Linked DNA regions of Mus musculus: region 2 is linked to region 1. Evidence: chromatin contacts called from ENCODE Hi-C data. All regions are on one chromosome and are shown on one strand. The core of a region is the stretch at or near the end of the contact, and the rest is flanking DNA. Distances in the headings are between cores, read along the strand shown.

Region 1 (6,897 bases), core at 1,318-3,817:
CACCTAGTGCTGACACTGCCCAAAAATTCTTGTTCCATTTTTTTTTTCTCAGTTCACTAGAGGTCAGGACCAACTTCAAGGGCAACAGGCAGCAGTGAAGAAATCTCCACCCTCTCAGTCAGAATAAGCAGTTGAAGAAAGCTGTTTATTGTGGGGCAGGGAAAAACATGTAGGCTACTTGTGGGAAAGTCTCTGGGCCTGCAGCTCTTACTCTACTCAGTCCCAAGTCCTCCTCACCAATATGACAGTCAAGGGAACTGAAGGGTAGGAAGGGAGTGGATAAAGGGCAGACTGTTGTCAGGTTGGCCTGGGGCAGTGAGGCTGTGGGTCTTTCCTGGGGATAGGACTTTGCCACAAGCCATCCTTCTGAGAACTTTTTTGTCTTTGCACTCAGCTACAGCCAGACTCCTTTCTGTGCCCACACTACTCCTGACTGTTAATTCATGGGGTGGGTGGGGTGGGAGGGTGGGTGAGGGACCTGGGGATGTGGTCACACCACTCTTTATCCCAAAATGGGCATAAAAATCACATGTTGAGCCGGGCGTGGTGGCACATGCCTTTAATCCCAGCACTCGGGAGGCAGAGGTGTAGTCTCCCCTCCCCCAGCCTGAAACCTGCTTGCTCAGGGGTGGAGCTTCCTGCTCATTCTCTCTGCCACGCCCACTGCTGAAACCTGCTGCTTTGCTGTTCTGAAGCCATCACGTGCTCACCCTACTACTGGATCTGAGATTATTCGGCGGGAATCGGGTCCCCTCCCCCTTCCTTCATAACTGAGTGTCACAACAGTAAAATTTGAGCTTTGATCAGAATAACTGTCTTGGCTACATTTCTTTCTCTCGCCACCTAGCCCCTCTTCTCTTCCAGGTTTCCAAAATGCCTTTCCAGGCTAGAACCCAGGTTGTGGTCTGCTGGCCGGACACAACACAGAGGCAGGGGGATTTCTGAGTTCGAGGTCAGCCTGGTCTACAAAGTGAGTTCCAGGACAGCCAGGGCAATACAGAAAAATCCTGTCTCAAACCCCCCCCCCCCCCCCAAAAAAAAAAAGTCACATGTGGAACAAAAGCTGGTGTGCTTTGTGTCTTTGTTTGTTTGTGTTGGTGATGGTCCTGGTGGTAGTGGTGATATGTTTGTGTGTAGGGAGTGTGTGTTTGTGTGTGTGTTCATGTATTCCGCCAAGTACTGTGACAGCCTCAGAATAAATTTCAAGAGACCTGCGTCTTCTTACCTGTGGATCCCTGGGATCAAACTCAGGTCCTCCCGTGTTAGAGCGACTGCCTTTCTTGATGGCTCTCTATATTGTTTTTATTATTTGATGTGTATGGCTCCCTTTCAGAGATCTCCAGTCAGGGACTGAGGCAGGCTGTAACTCTTTCAAGATGACAAAACCCACTATGTAGAAGAAGTAGTTCGTGTACCTCAGTAGGGGGTCCATCTATGGGGACACAAAATAACCTAATAGATGGTGAAGATACAGAACATGAGTCAGGTGGTGATAACTGTACAACCGTGTCAGAAACATTAAGAGACAAAGTTAACAAGAACAAAATTTACATTAAGATTAATACAAATCAATAAGTGGTTAAATATGAAGTTAACATAAGGTCAAATGCAATTGTAGAACTGGCTGGACCATGTACCAGAGTCATGGTATTTTTGTTTTGTTTTTAGAGACAGTTTCTCTATGTAGCCCTGGGTGTTGTGGAACTTGCTCTGTAGACCAGGTTGGCCTAAACTCAGAAATCTACCTGCTTCTGCTTTCCAAGTGCTGAGATTAAAAGTGTGTGCTGCCAACATCTGGATAGTAGTGGGTTAAGGAAACTGTAAGTAGCAGGTTGTTTCCATCAGACTCCTGCATAAGGAACAAGCACATAGGAGCTTTGTAAAGGGAGCCACCATCTCTTTGACAAATTAACTTGGGCTCAGATCCTGAGCTTCAAGTAGGTCCACCCAAACTTTTCCTGCCTGCAGCCTGAGGAGTAGCTCTGAGGAGCCTGAGAGTTCCATGGAGGCTCCCAGGCGGAGGAGGCAGCAGAGGAATCAGCAGAGCCTGAAGTCTTCCTGGAAATATCAGAGAAGAGCCGATCCCTGGAAAGATGCTTTAAAAATGTGAACTCACGGGGGCTGGAGAGATGGCTCAGTGGTTAAGAGCACTGACCACTGTTCCTATGGTCCTGAGTTCAAATCTCAGCAACCACATGGCTCACAACCATTCGTAATGGAATCTGATGCCCTCTTCTGGTCTGAAGACAGCTACAATGTACAATGTACTCATATACATAAAATAAATAAATCTTTAGGGGAGAAGATAAAACTTAGGACAGACTGAGATGCTGTGGTCCATGCTGAGCCAGAAGCCTTGTAGAAGTCCAAAATGCGTGCTGCTTACTATAAAGGGCTGGTTGTAGTAGCTAAGAGCAGGGTTCACTTGGAAAATCTGCTCCTCATTCTTGGCTCTCTGTGTCTCTTGCTCTTGGTACTCCATCCCCTCCTGCTCTAGCCACATGGCTTGGGGCCAGGGCATTTTTATCAAATGGCAGGAATTCCTTGTGGTTCACTAAACTGAGTTCCATGATACCGGGCTCCCTGAGGCCCAGGCGGGTCCGGAGGCGGCGATGAGGGAATACCACAGCTAGTGTGAGCCTGTGGATGGCGGGCGGTGAAACTCCGACGTCCTCCCAGGACTCCAGGACGGTGCTCTGGCCAGGAGGGGAGCAGGGCTTAGGGTTTGGGACCCGGGTGGAGAAGAGACGGAAGGTTCAGCTGGCGATGCAGGGGCGGGGCTTCCCCAGTGGAGCCCCACTCCACCCACCCGCTCCTCCCCGCAGAGGCCAATTCCCTCAGGACACCGCAGTCACCAGCTCAGGACTGTGGCGGGGGCTAGAACGCCTGCCAGCCATAGGAGAAACCCGCAGAGCGCCATCAGGCAGATCTAGACTTTAAGGGCGGGTTTGATTCCTGCGGATCTGGGTGGACTTTATAACTAGTGCCCGCAACCGCGGAAGTCCCAAATGCGTGCTGCTGAGTGCCACACTGTGGTCCATACTGAAGCCAGAAACTGCCAGGCTGAAGCCCTAAGGGCGTGCTGCTGACTATAAAGGCCAGGGTATGTATGATTTCAGTCTGAGAATGAGAGACATAGAACGCTTCTGTGAGAACCTCTTCCTTATCGCCCACAGAGAAAGAAAGAAAGAGAGAGAGAGAGAGGGAGGGAGGGAGGGAGGGAGGGAGGGAGGGAGGAAGGAAGGAAGGAAGGAAGGAAGGAAGGAAGGAAGGAAGGAAGGAAGAAAAGGAAAAGAAAAGAAAAGAAAAAGAAAAAGAAAGAAAGAAAAGAAAAAGAAAAAGAAAAAGAAAAGCCACTGAAGAGAACTTTTAAAAATTGTGATAAGGATGCTGACCTGACACAGCTGATGGCTTCTGTCAGGGGCGGGGTGAGGAAGGAACCAGGTATCTTTAAGAGGCTGGCCACTGGGAGTTTGACAACGCTTCAGTAAGTATATGGGCAACACGAATTAAACTTGGTATTTTTCCTTTTTTGGTGTGGGGGGGGGGGAGAGTATAAGGGAGGGCCAACTTGGGGGACTGGGATGTGAATGGGATTGGGATACATCATGTGAAATTTTCAAATAATCAATAAAAGCATTAAGTTAGAGTCCTACTGAAGTCATTTTTCATAAGATTGTATGCAGAAGAGCTTTCCAAAGGTGTTGAATGTGAAGGCAGCTTATCTGAAAGCTTCCTTTGAACATGGACAGTTGAGGTATGAACCTTGGAATTTGCTTTTATTAAGTGGAAGAATTGAATGCCATGAGAAATGGCGTGGCCAAATGAACTAACATGCAGGTCCCATACCCAGTCAGGTGGTAGGCTATGTACAAGGTTCCCTTGTTCATAGCACCCTCATATGTCTGCCAGTTTGGGAGGCACAGAGTGAAAAGTAATTGCTATCTGCATCTCTGTTGTTCGAGACATTTAGGATGTGGGTGCAGACTTTGAAATCTTCCATAGGGCAAGGGAATCCATCCCCGACAAGTGAGACATCAGGAGGAACTCATCTTCCATGTAGATAAGGAGTGTTTTCCTAGTCAGGTCTACACAGCCAGAGGCAGAAGCAGCAGGTTGCAGTCCCCATGCAACCTGTAATGAGGCTAGCACACAACTTACTTCGGTGTGACTGTGCTCCATCCAAGGGAACTACTTGGACCCGGAGACATCCTGCCATGCAAGTGTATTGCACATTTAATCTAGTTTACTCAAGTATTCTATTTCTCATAACCAGTTTGTATGTGAGTGTGTGTGTGTGCTTGCTTCCTTATTTTTGTTTTGTCTTTAGAGACAGTTTCTCTATGTAGCCCTGGTGTTGTGGAACTTGCTCTGTAGACCAGGTTGGCCTAAACTCAGAAATCTACCTGCTTCTGCTTTCCATGTGCTAAGATTAAAAGTGTGTGCTGCCACCATTTGGCATAACCAGATTTTTTAACAGTATTAATTAATTAATTAATTAATTAATTAATTAAATGTACGTGATTATGCTGTCATTCTCTTCAGACACACCAGAAAATGGCATCAGTTCCCATTATCCCATTACAGATGGTTGTAAGCCACCATGTGATTGCTGCGAATTGAACTCAGGACCTCTGAAAGAGCCATCAGAGCTCTTGACTGCTGAGCTATTTCTCCAGCCTGCATAATCAGTTTTTTACACATCCAATTTTGAAAATTTTTTTAAAAAGATTTATTTATTTACTATATGTAAGTACACTGTAGCTGTCTTCAGACACTCCAGAAGAGGGCATCAGATCTTGTTACAGATGGTTGTGAGCCACCATGTGGTTGCTGGGATTTGAACTTCGGACCTTCGGAAGAGCAGTCAGGTGCTCTTACCCACTGAGCCATCTCACCAGCCCCTTGAAAATTATTTTATGTTTAACAAACTTTGAGGTTACTTGTTTTCAGTTACTTTCTTCAGGCTTCACTTTGACAGCATATACAGAAGACTATGACAGGGAGATGTAAATTGATCTCTCTGCAACTTTGTCTCTCAATGAATTACACCTATTCTTAGCGTGAGCACAAATATAATTCTGAGCACATTAAAGAACTGGATCATTTATAAGGTGACAAATTATTTGTGTATCTACAAATGATTAAATACAGTTTACAATAAACTAGTAACTTGTATAAGATTATAATGTTGTTCTTACTCTTGCTTCCTGCTTGCTTCTCTCTCGCTCTCTTGGGCTCTTCTCTTCCCCCTTCCCTTTCCCCTCTCTCCCCATGCTCATGGCTGTGGCCAGCTTCTACTTCTTTACTTTCTCCCTCTCTCTGCCTTTCTCTGCCTCTGTTACTCTCTTGACTCCCTTTCCCATGCCCCGAATAAACTCTACTCTATATAAAAAAAATAAAATTTCATAGTTTTATCCTTGTTAAGTTTGAGATTTACTAAGTATAATTTTTGAATTGAAGATTCTTTAGTATCAAGATACTTATTATTTTTTTTATTTCTTTTTGAGACAGGTTTTCTCTTTTAAATAGCTCTCACTATCCTGGAACTTGCTATGTAGACCAGACAAGTCCCGAACCCACTGAGATCTACTTATCTGCCATCCAAGTGCTGGGGTTAAAGATGAAGGGCTAGATGCCAAGACCGGCCTTCTCTGGAATTTTCCCCAGGGAAAGTTTTTCGGACAGGGGTGGGTGGCTCACCACTCAGGCCAACCTTACCACTCTCATAACCTTCATGGTGCCAGAGATTTAGCAGGGGCTATCAGCGGCCCCAAATGCATCTCCTCCTTTTTTCTTGAGCCTTGTTGTTACCTTGTCCACTTAGCTTGTTCTGGATACTTAAACTGACAGTTCTAGAAAGCACCTGTCTCCCTTTCAAAGGGTGATCAGGTGTTCTCATCTGGCCTTGTCACTGTGTCTTGTCCTCCACTTTGTTGGGTCCATAGCCTCTCTCAGGCTCAGAGAACTACCCACATCCCTCAGCAAGGCGGGGGTGGGGTGGGATGGGGTGGGGGAGGGACTTGCGGGTACCTGCTGGACTGGTCCCTCAAGCACTCACTTCCACCAGAGGGCAAGGGTTTTGGGGTTTGTTTAGGTCCTCTGGGCAGGCATTATGCAGGCAAGAGCCTTCCCCACCCCACTCTCTCTGGTCTCTGAGTTTGGCTCAGTGTAAGAGCCTGAAGACTGCTTACTGAGAGGACCACCCTCGAGGGAGCCCACTGGGGATCAAGTTACATTTCTCCAGACAAGCGCCTCAGATTTCTTTTGCACTCTGCTTTTGGGGTTTCAGAGCCAGACGCACAGGTTTATCTCTGATAATCATTTGCAGAAGCAGCAGCTTGTGGGTCCCCTCAGGTACAGCAGCAGACATTGGGCAGACAGGTTCCTACTATAGGCTGGAAATTTCTCCCCTCTGTGCTGATAGACTGGATACACAAAATATCAGCAAACACAGACCCAAGTGTCCCCAGCACGTCCTACATTCCGGTAATTGTAGAACAAGGCAGCGCATGAGTCAGATTAAGGGCTCAATTTTAACTCAAGATCCTTAAATCTGCGTTTGATTGGCTTTAAGATAGGCATGGAAATATTTTGATTATATGTAAGAGACTGAATTTTAGAAGTGAAAGTAAAATAACGTGCTTATTAATTTTAAGAAAGATCATGTTTGATAGATCTCTTAATAGAGTAAATAAATGATACCAGTGTATGTATGCTATTCCAGCAAAATATTTAAATAAATATGTATTATTTTTAGTAAAGGTTTTACTTTTACCACGGGGTGGGGGAGGGGGAAGAATCTTTCTTGAGCCTGGCGTGGTGGTGCACGCCTTTAATCCCAGCACTTGGGAGGCAGAGGCAGAGGCAGAGGCAGAGGCAGAGGCAGAGGCAGAG
Region 2 (6,897 bases), core at 1,847-4,346, 9.4 Mb after region 1:
GGGCTCTCAGAGGATCACAGAAGGTGCTGGCACCCAAGGGAACTGGGCATCACTGGGGGCAGACCAGCGAGCACAGTAAAGGTGCACCCTATTTCCCCCGGAAGCTCCCTCCGTCCATCATCATTGCCCAGTGCAGGGGATCACTTTGTATTGACCGCAAACCCTGCTTAGAATCCCCACTCAAGTCCCCAGTATCTGAGCTCGTTACTTGGCAATGGCAGCAGGGAGTTCTACACCCTACTTCATCCTCACTGCCACTGCCATGGCAAACATCTCTAGAGAAGACAGCCACCGAGACCAACCAAGTGGTGTTGTGAGGCACTCTGTCACAAGTCCGGCAGTCATTGTCGCCTTCATCAGAGTGGCTGTGATTACTTACAATGGACTCCCAAGATGGGGGCCTGTTGATATTGCCTCCTAGAAGAAAGAGTCATGGAGGGTCACTGGATCCTTACCTGGGTCTCAGCCACCCTGTCTTGTACTCCCTAGCTTTCAGGCTGTCAATTGTGTGTGGTCTTGGGAAGTACCACAGTGTATAAATCTCAGAAGGCTTAGATAAAAGGTGGCCTCATCTGTGGCTTCTAGGAAGTTGTCATCTATGCTAGGGTGAGACTTTTTCAGCTATGCATTTGTTTTGGGGTCACCCACTGTGCTGACTAGTCTTAGGTCAACTTAACACAAGCTAGAGTTATCTGAAAGGAGGGAACCTCAGTTGAGAAAAATGCCTCCATAAGATCCAGCTGTAGGGTATTTTCTTTAATTAGTGATTGATGGGGGAGGGCCTAGCCCATGGTGGATGGGGCCATCCCTGGGCTGACAGTCCTGGGTTCTATAAGAAAGAAGACTGAGCTAGCCGGTAAGCAGCACCCCTCCATGGCCTCTGCATCCGCTCTTGCCTCCAGGATCCTGCGCTGTTTAAGTTCCTGTCCTGACGTCCTTCAGTGATGAACAGCAATGTGGAAGAGTAAGCCCTTTCTCCCCAGCTTGCTTTCCAGTCATGGCGTTTTCATCAAAGCAATAGTAACCAAGTTACCCATCCATGCTCCTGTGAGGAACTCTTCACATGCAGATAAGGCCAATAAACCCATCAGCTCGACAACTTGGACTTTGGTGGAATCGTACCTCCGTCTCTTGTTGGGGTCTCTCTTACCTGGGATGAGTACACATTTGTCGATGTCATAAATTTGAAAAGTTGATGGCACACATGGCGGGAGGGAGGCAAGCTAAGACAGACAGACAGCCGAGGCCGGCAGAAGTTCAAGCAGACGGCCATGGAAGTATGTTGAAGGACATGACTACACATCAAACTGTCCCCTCCATCAGACTAAACGCCAACCCTAAAGGTGGGGCACAGCCTTCATCGGACTAGGACCCTGTAGGTTTTTGAAAAATTCAGTCGAAGAAGAACCTGGTAGCGCGTTCCTGTAACCTAGCATTTGGGAGGCTGCGGTAGGAGGGTCTTGTCTGTGACATCCATTTACTTATTTGTTTCATTTGTATGTGTGCATGCATGTACCAGAGCATATGTCTGGAGATCAGGTGACACCCTGCAGGTGTGGGTTCTCTCCTTCCACCCTGTGGATCTTGGGGACAGAACACAGGTCATCAGGCTCTGTGGCAAGCACCTCTGCCTGGCTGACGAGGATCCTGTTTCTGAGGCCTAAGCCTCATGGTGAAAGCTAGTCTCTAAATCAAAAAAATTAAGAGTTCTACTCCCTAATCCCCTATGTCTCTTTATTTGTTAATAGATGATGCTTTATTTCAAACACTTCACATACTCTTTGTTGTGGTAAGAACACTGAATATGAATACTGTGTTTTTTGCTTTTGTTTTTTTTTTTTTTTTTGGTTTTCAGACAGGGTCTCATGTAGAGTTAGGCTAGCTTCAAACTCCCTATGTAGCTGAGGAGATCTTGTACTCCAGACCTTTCTGCTTCTGTGTCCTGTGTGCTCAGATGACAAGTCTGTCTTCCCACTAGTTTTATATGGTCCTGGGGACAGAACTCAGGGTCTTATGCATGCAGTACTCTCTCTCTCTCTCTCTACCAACTTAATTACACCCTGATCCCTACTTTCCGTGATTAAAAAGATGTCTTTTTAATTATGTCTATGAGTACTTGAGTGCAAATGCCCACGGAGTGTAGAGGTATTGCATCTCCTGGGAGCTGGAGTTAAGAGGCAGTAGTTAGCCACCCAACACCGGTGCTGGGCACCCAACTTGGGTCCTCTGCAAGGGCGATGTGGGCTCCTAACTGCTGAGCCATCTCTCAGGCCCACTCCCAGTGATTCTTAAAACTATTATTACATTACACTCTGGGAATCAATGGATAGCTGGATCTCCAGAACTCGGAGGAAACTGAGATACTGTCTCAGAAAACTTCAGAGGTTTGGGGTCTCCTTCAAGCCTAAAAACATTCAGGGGTCAAGTTACTAGCCTGTCACAGAAGCTAGGAGGCAGAGAGTCTAGGGGCCTTTGTCCTCAGAGTGGCCTGGCTTCCTCCCCTCTCAGGCTGAGGGTGAGGGTCAGAGCTGGGCCACACTCCTCCTCTGCTGCTGAAGTTAGCCGGCCCCCACCCTGTCCCCACCAGCTTCTCAGCTGCTCTTCCCTGCACTGCTTCCAGCCCATCCCCTCTGGTTGTGAGGTAGCTGGACTCTATTCAAGGGGCTTGCTCTGTTTCTTAGGACCTGATATCTCAGGACTAAGAAGGCTGCTTTTCTAGGCTTGAGAGAGATTTTTCTCCATTTCCTAAGGTTTACCATATCTTTAATGGCCGATGGGCTTTAACACAGAGCCTTCCCCAGACAGCTATGACGGAGGGGTATGGGCCATCCCAACCCACGCCAACACTTCAGTGAAATAAAGGAGAAAAGCCAACTGCTTATTCTTTCCCTAACAGCCTGATAAAGAAATCAGCATTTTACTCTCAGAGCAGCCAGTCTGATAAGAGAGACCCCAGTCTGAGGCCTCAGGGGGACCAGGCCCCATCCCTGCAGGGGAATCTATAGGAGGGACAGGCCCCGTGAGTGCCTTACCTGAGTAGTTCAGCATCCTGAAGGCTATCTATCAGATGAACACCTAGAACAGCTAGCACCTAGCACAGTCCTTGACAGTTGAAGGTTCTTGGGGGGTGGGGGGGAGCGAGGAGCAGAGACCACCCCTCCCCCGCCCAGAACTCTCCAATGCAGGGAGTTTGGGGGTCTTTAGTCAGGGGCAAGGTGGTTTAGCTGTTGCCTGTCTCTCTTTCTCCTTTGGCTCTTTTGCTCTGGCCCATCTGATCTGCCAGAATCCAGGCCTGTCCTTACTGGGACAGGGGGACAAGCACCCAACCGGGGCTGCCATCTGGGGCAAGTCCCTCCCTTTCAATCTATGATTTCTAGAAGTAATTACTTCTATACCCTCAGCCTGCACTTCTATCCTGAAAAGCTTCCTAGTTACAAAAAAGCCGCCATCTCACATCTTCCCTGGTTACAGCTTCACTTCTTACCCACACTTTTTTTTTTTTTTTTGAGAACATGTATCCCAGGCTATCTTCAAACTTGCTCCATAGCTAAGGCCTTGGGCTCCTGGTCCTCCTTGTCTCTACCTTCCAAGTGCTGAGATTATGGACATAAATTACCTCCTCCCCCTCCTCTGCTTCCCCTTCCTCCTGTGTGAGTAGAAACCGATTTGCCAGGGGTACATGTGAGAATCAGAGGACAACTTTTCAGAGCCCGTTCTCTTCTCCCACCGTGGGTCTCAGGGCTTGAACTCACATTTTGACAAATGCTTTTTTTTTTTGGTTTCTCGAGGGCAGGATTTCTCTGTGTAGCCCTGGCTGTCCTGGAGCTCACTCTGTTGACCCCTAGCCCAGAGCCTTTTCCTGATGACCCCTCCTTGACAAAGCAGAAGCTGGGGGTGGCAAATAGGTCCTCCTGGAGGACAGAGAATGGGGTTCCAGGGAGGGACTGCCAACCAGAAGCAAACTCACAGCTTTTGTTTTTATTTTAAATGAAAACAAAAACAAAAACAAAAAACCAACAAACCCAGTGCAAAAACCCCATTTTCCAGTGTCAGCCATGCCCCCCTCCCCCCGGGGTCAACCCCTGGCTCGGGCCTGACTCTTCCCCCACACTGTGCACCCCTCCCTTCTCCTGCATCCCAGAGGGCTGCAGGTTCCAAGTCCCTGGAGGCCCAGATCCAGGGGCAGTGAAGGGGAGGAAAGAGACTGGGTGACAACTCCTGATCTTGCTTTCCCCAGGCCTCCAGCCATGGTTCCAGGTACCCACCTTGGCTCTCATTAACCCTTTCCTGGCCACACTACTGGGTGGTGAGGCTGATCTGGGGGTATTCCCTCCACACCCCTCTTTGCCCCGGGGCCTGCTCGGGGCTGTCCTCACTGAGGTTGGGGGGGCTCCCTCTCTCCCTCCATGGTGGGAGAGAGTGGTGAAATCCCCAGGTTTAAATACCTTAATGAAAGCAGGGGATGGGGTAGGAGGAGGGGGCTTTAGTTCTAATAAATTATTAGCGTTTTTTTTTTTTAGTGTCCGTGAGGGTGGGGGGAGGGGCAGGGCGTGGCCTCCAGGGCCCCTCCCTCCCCTTACTGGTGAATCTCATTCTCTATGAGGCTGTCCTCGCATGACTGGAAGTCTGTGTCCGTGAGGCCATCAGGAGGCATCAGCAACTCCTCGTCTTGGGAGGAGGACGATGGGGGCTCATCGCCTGAGCTCCCAGGAGCCCCATCTCCGTCCCCGTCCCCCTCTGAGTCCTGCAGCACCTGAGCGATGTATTTCTGAAGGGAAAGGAATAGGGGTAAGGTGACTAGCTGTCCATTATGGGTGGGTAGGTGGGAGCAGGTAGGACCTGCCAGCAATGTAGTGGGCAGTGCCCCAGGGTAGGAGTAGTTCTGGCATTCACTGCCGTGAGATCAGGAACAGGCTGGCTTTTGTGGAGGACTACTGGGATTGAGTCTGCAGGTCAAAGCCTTCCCACTGCCCTCCCCCCTGACCCTAGGCTGTGTAGTAAGACACTCACCGCAGATTTGGGGACAGCGCCAGCAGTGGGGGGCCGTCCATTACTTCTGGAGCTCACGGCATCTGTCTCTGTGTGTTCAATCTTAAGGGGTCCATGGTGAGGGGAGGAAATATTCCTGTTTTTAGCCCCGATCGTGCCCCAACACCCTCGCCCCACCTTGGACCTGTATGTCACCCCCACAGAAAACGTTCGCTCTCGGCCGTACTCCACCACTTTTCTCCTGCCCCATACCTTGTAGTTGTGGGCACTGAGGTATTTGAAGTGTCCAAAGCAGACGTGGCAGAGACAGATGACGATGGTGATTACCAGAACAACGAAGGTGAACATAGACGTGGGGGCTAGGAAACCTGGGGTAGGGAGGGACAAAGCGGTTATCGCCTCCTCCACCACGGGGCTCCCGCCGCCTCCTCCAAGGGGCTCACTACCTCTGACTCCTTCATCCCACCCACACAACCTCACTGAGACCCTTGGCATTCTCTACCATGAGGCTCTTCTGTCCCTGACACTGGTCCCAGGCGGGATGGTGGCCCTCACCCGTGCGCATGGTGGAGAAGAAGAGCAACCAGAAGAGGCAGAGGATGGGCGCAGCCACCACCTGGTTCACAGCCCCCGAGTGGATCTTCTTGTCCAGTTTGGCCGGCAAGTAGGCGTAGTAGAGATTGTACCTGTCTACCAGGTGCTTCAGCAGCATGTACATGAGCCCTGGGGAAAGCCAACGGCCCTGACCTCGGAACCAGCGCCCACAGCCCTTGCGTGTGGACCACAGGCTGTACCTGGCCTTGAGATGGCTGAAGGGCTGGTCCCTGCTCCCTGTCCTGCCGGAACTGAAAGCTGCAGCTTCTCCCATGTCAGTCCCTTCACCCCGGCAGCCTCCCCTTCGTCTCCCCTTCCCCCATGACGACCACCAGAGAGCCATTTATTTAGATGAACAAGAAGCCTTTGAAACCCATCTTACTTTTTTTCTACCCCTGTTCCTAAATAGTTGGGTGTAAACTAAAGGGCAGGTTCTACTCCCCAAAGCCAAGGGGGCCTTAAACAAGGGCAAGGAGGTTAGTTTAAGAGTCTGGAGCCTTCAACAGCCACAGAGGGTGGGTAGGGAGTCAGGATGCTACTGGGGGAAGGTAGAGGCTCTACTGAGGGATCATGGTCGACGAGAAACTTAGCTGAACACCTTCTAAGTGGAAGAGAGACCTGCCCAAGTTACATGGCTTGCCTGCATTGGGACATGTCCGAGACCTACCTAGCCCACTCTGGAATCCAAGGGGTTTTCTTGAATTTTGAAATCTGTGTACAAGTGTGGATTTTGGGTACTGGACTGTGTGTATATGTGCCTAATAACTCAGAGGGAGATATGTTCATGTATACCCGAAGAAAGGCCTCAATACCAGGAAATATTGCTGAGGTGGGTGGCCTGACCAGAGACCAGGCATGTCAGGTGGGCCAAACCTTGATAGGACTGCTCTCCCCTTCTCCCCCAAGGCCTGGCCCTAGACTGAGCCAGGAACCAGGCGGGAGGCCCGAGGGGCCGGTCTCCCAGCCGGGGCCCTGTCCAATCAGGGTGGCCTGCCTTACTAGAGTGGAGCGGGTTAGGCCCTGGGTTCCCCCGAGCAGGGCCCAGGTCCCGGCGCGGCGGTGCCTACCGAAGGGCACGATGATGGGGCAGGTGATACTGTAGGTCATGACCACCGTGAAGACGCACATCATCCAAGCGTAGGCTGCGCCAAACTGGAACTCGTAGGCCTGATGCTGGGGGGGACATGGGCAGGAGGGTGGCTCAGGGTGGAGGGGACAGGTTGCAGGGATGCAGGGCAGGCAGGAGGTGGCCAGGAACTCTAGGGCTGGGGATGGAGCCATCGGGAGTGAGGGACCTAATGTGGGGGTAGTGCG

What was found. Hi-C counts contacts between places; a loop is a spot of excess contacts on that map.
Region 2: a loop to region 1 is called in a map of T-helper 17 cell, with 6 times the contacts of the local background. The contact joins the promoter of Capn11 here to the enhancer-like site in region 1. A Hi-C loop is called at or near these places in 3 of 37 maps with a recorded cell type or tissue (T-helper 17 cell and T-helper 2 cell).

What each region holds. Positions count from the first base shown.
Region 1 is chr17:36,234,849-36,241,745 of GRCm38, forward strand. No RefSeq gene overlaps it. Among named protein-coding and RNA genes, the nearest start is that of Rpp21, 20 kb to the right of the region's middle. Within about 2 kb of position 2,568, at least 1 of the 3 ENCODE cell types and tissues checked has a DNase peak (open chromatin) inside an H3K27ac peak, as active enhancers do.
Region 2 is chr17:45,656,213-45,663,109 of GRCm38, forward strand. Capn11 (calpain 11) reads right to left here and starts at 3,097. Exons shown (of 22, transcript NM_001013767.2): 1 at 3,033-3,097. The coding sequence starts at 3,048. It overlaps Tmem63b (transmembrane protein 63b), which reads right to left. Exons shown (of 24, transcript NM_198167.3): 20 at 6,651-6,756; 21 at 5,545-5,712; 22 at 5,242-5,357; 23 at 5,011-5,091; 24 at 3,965-4,768. The coding sequence ends at 4,577.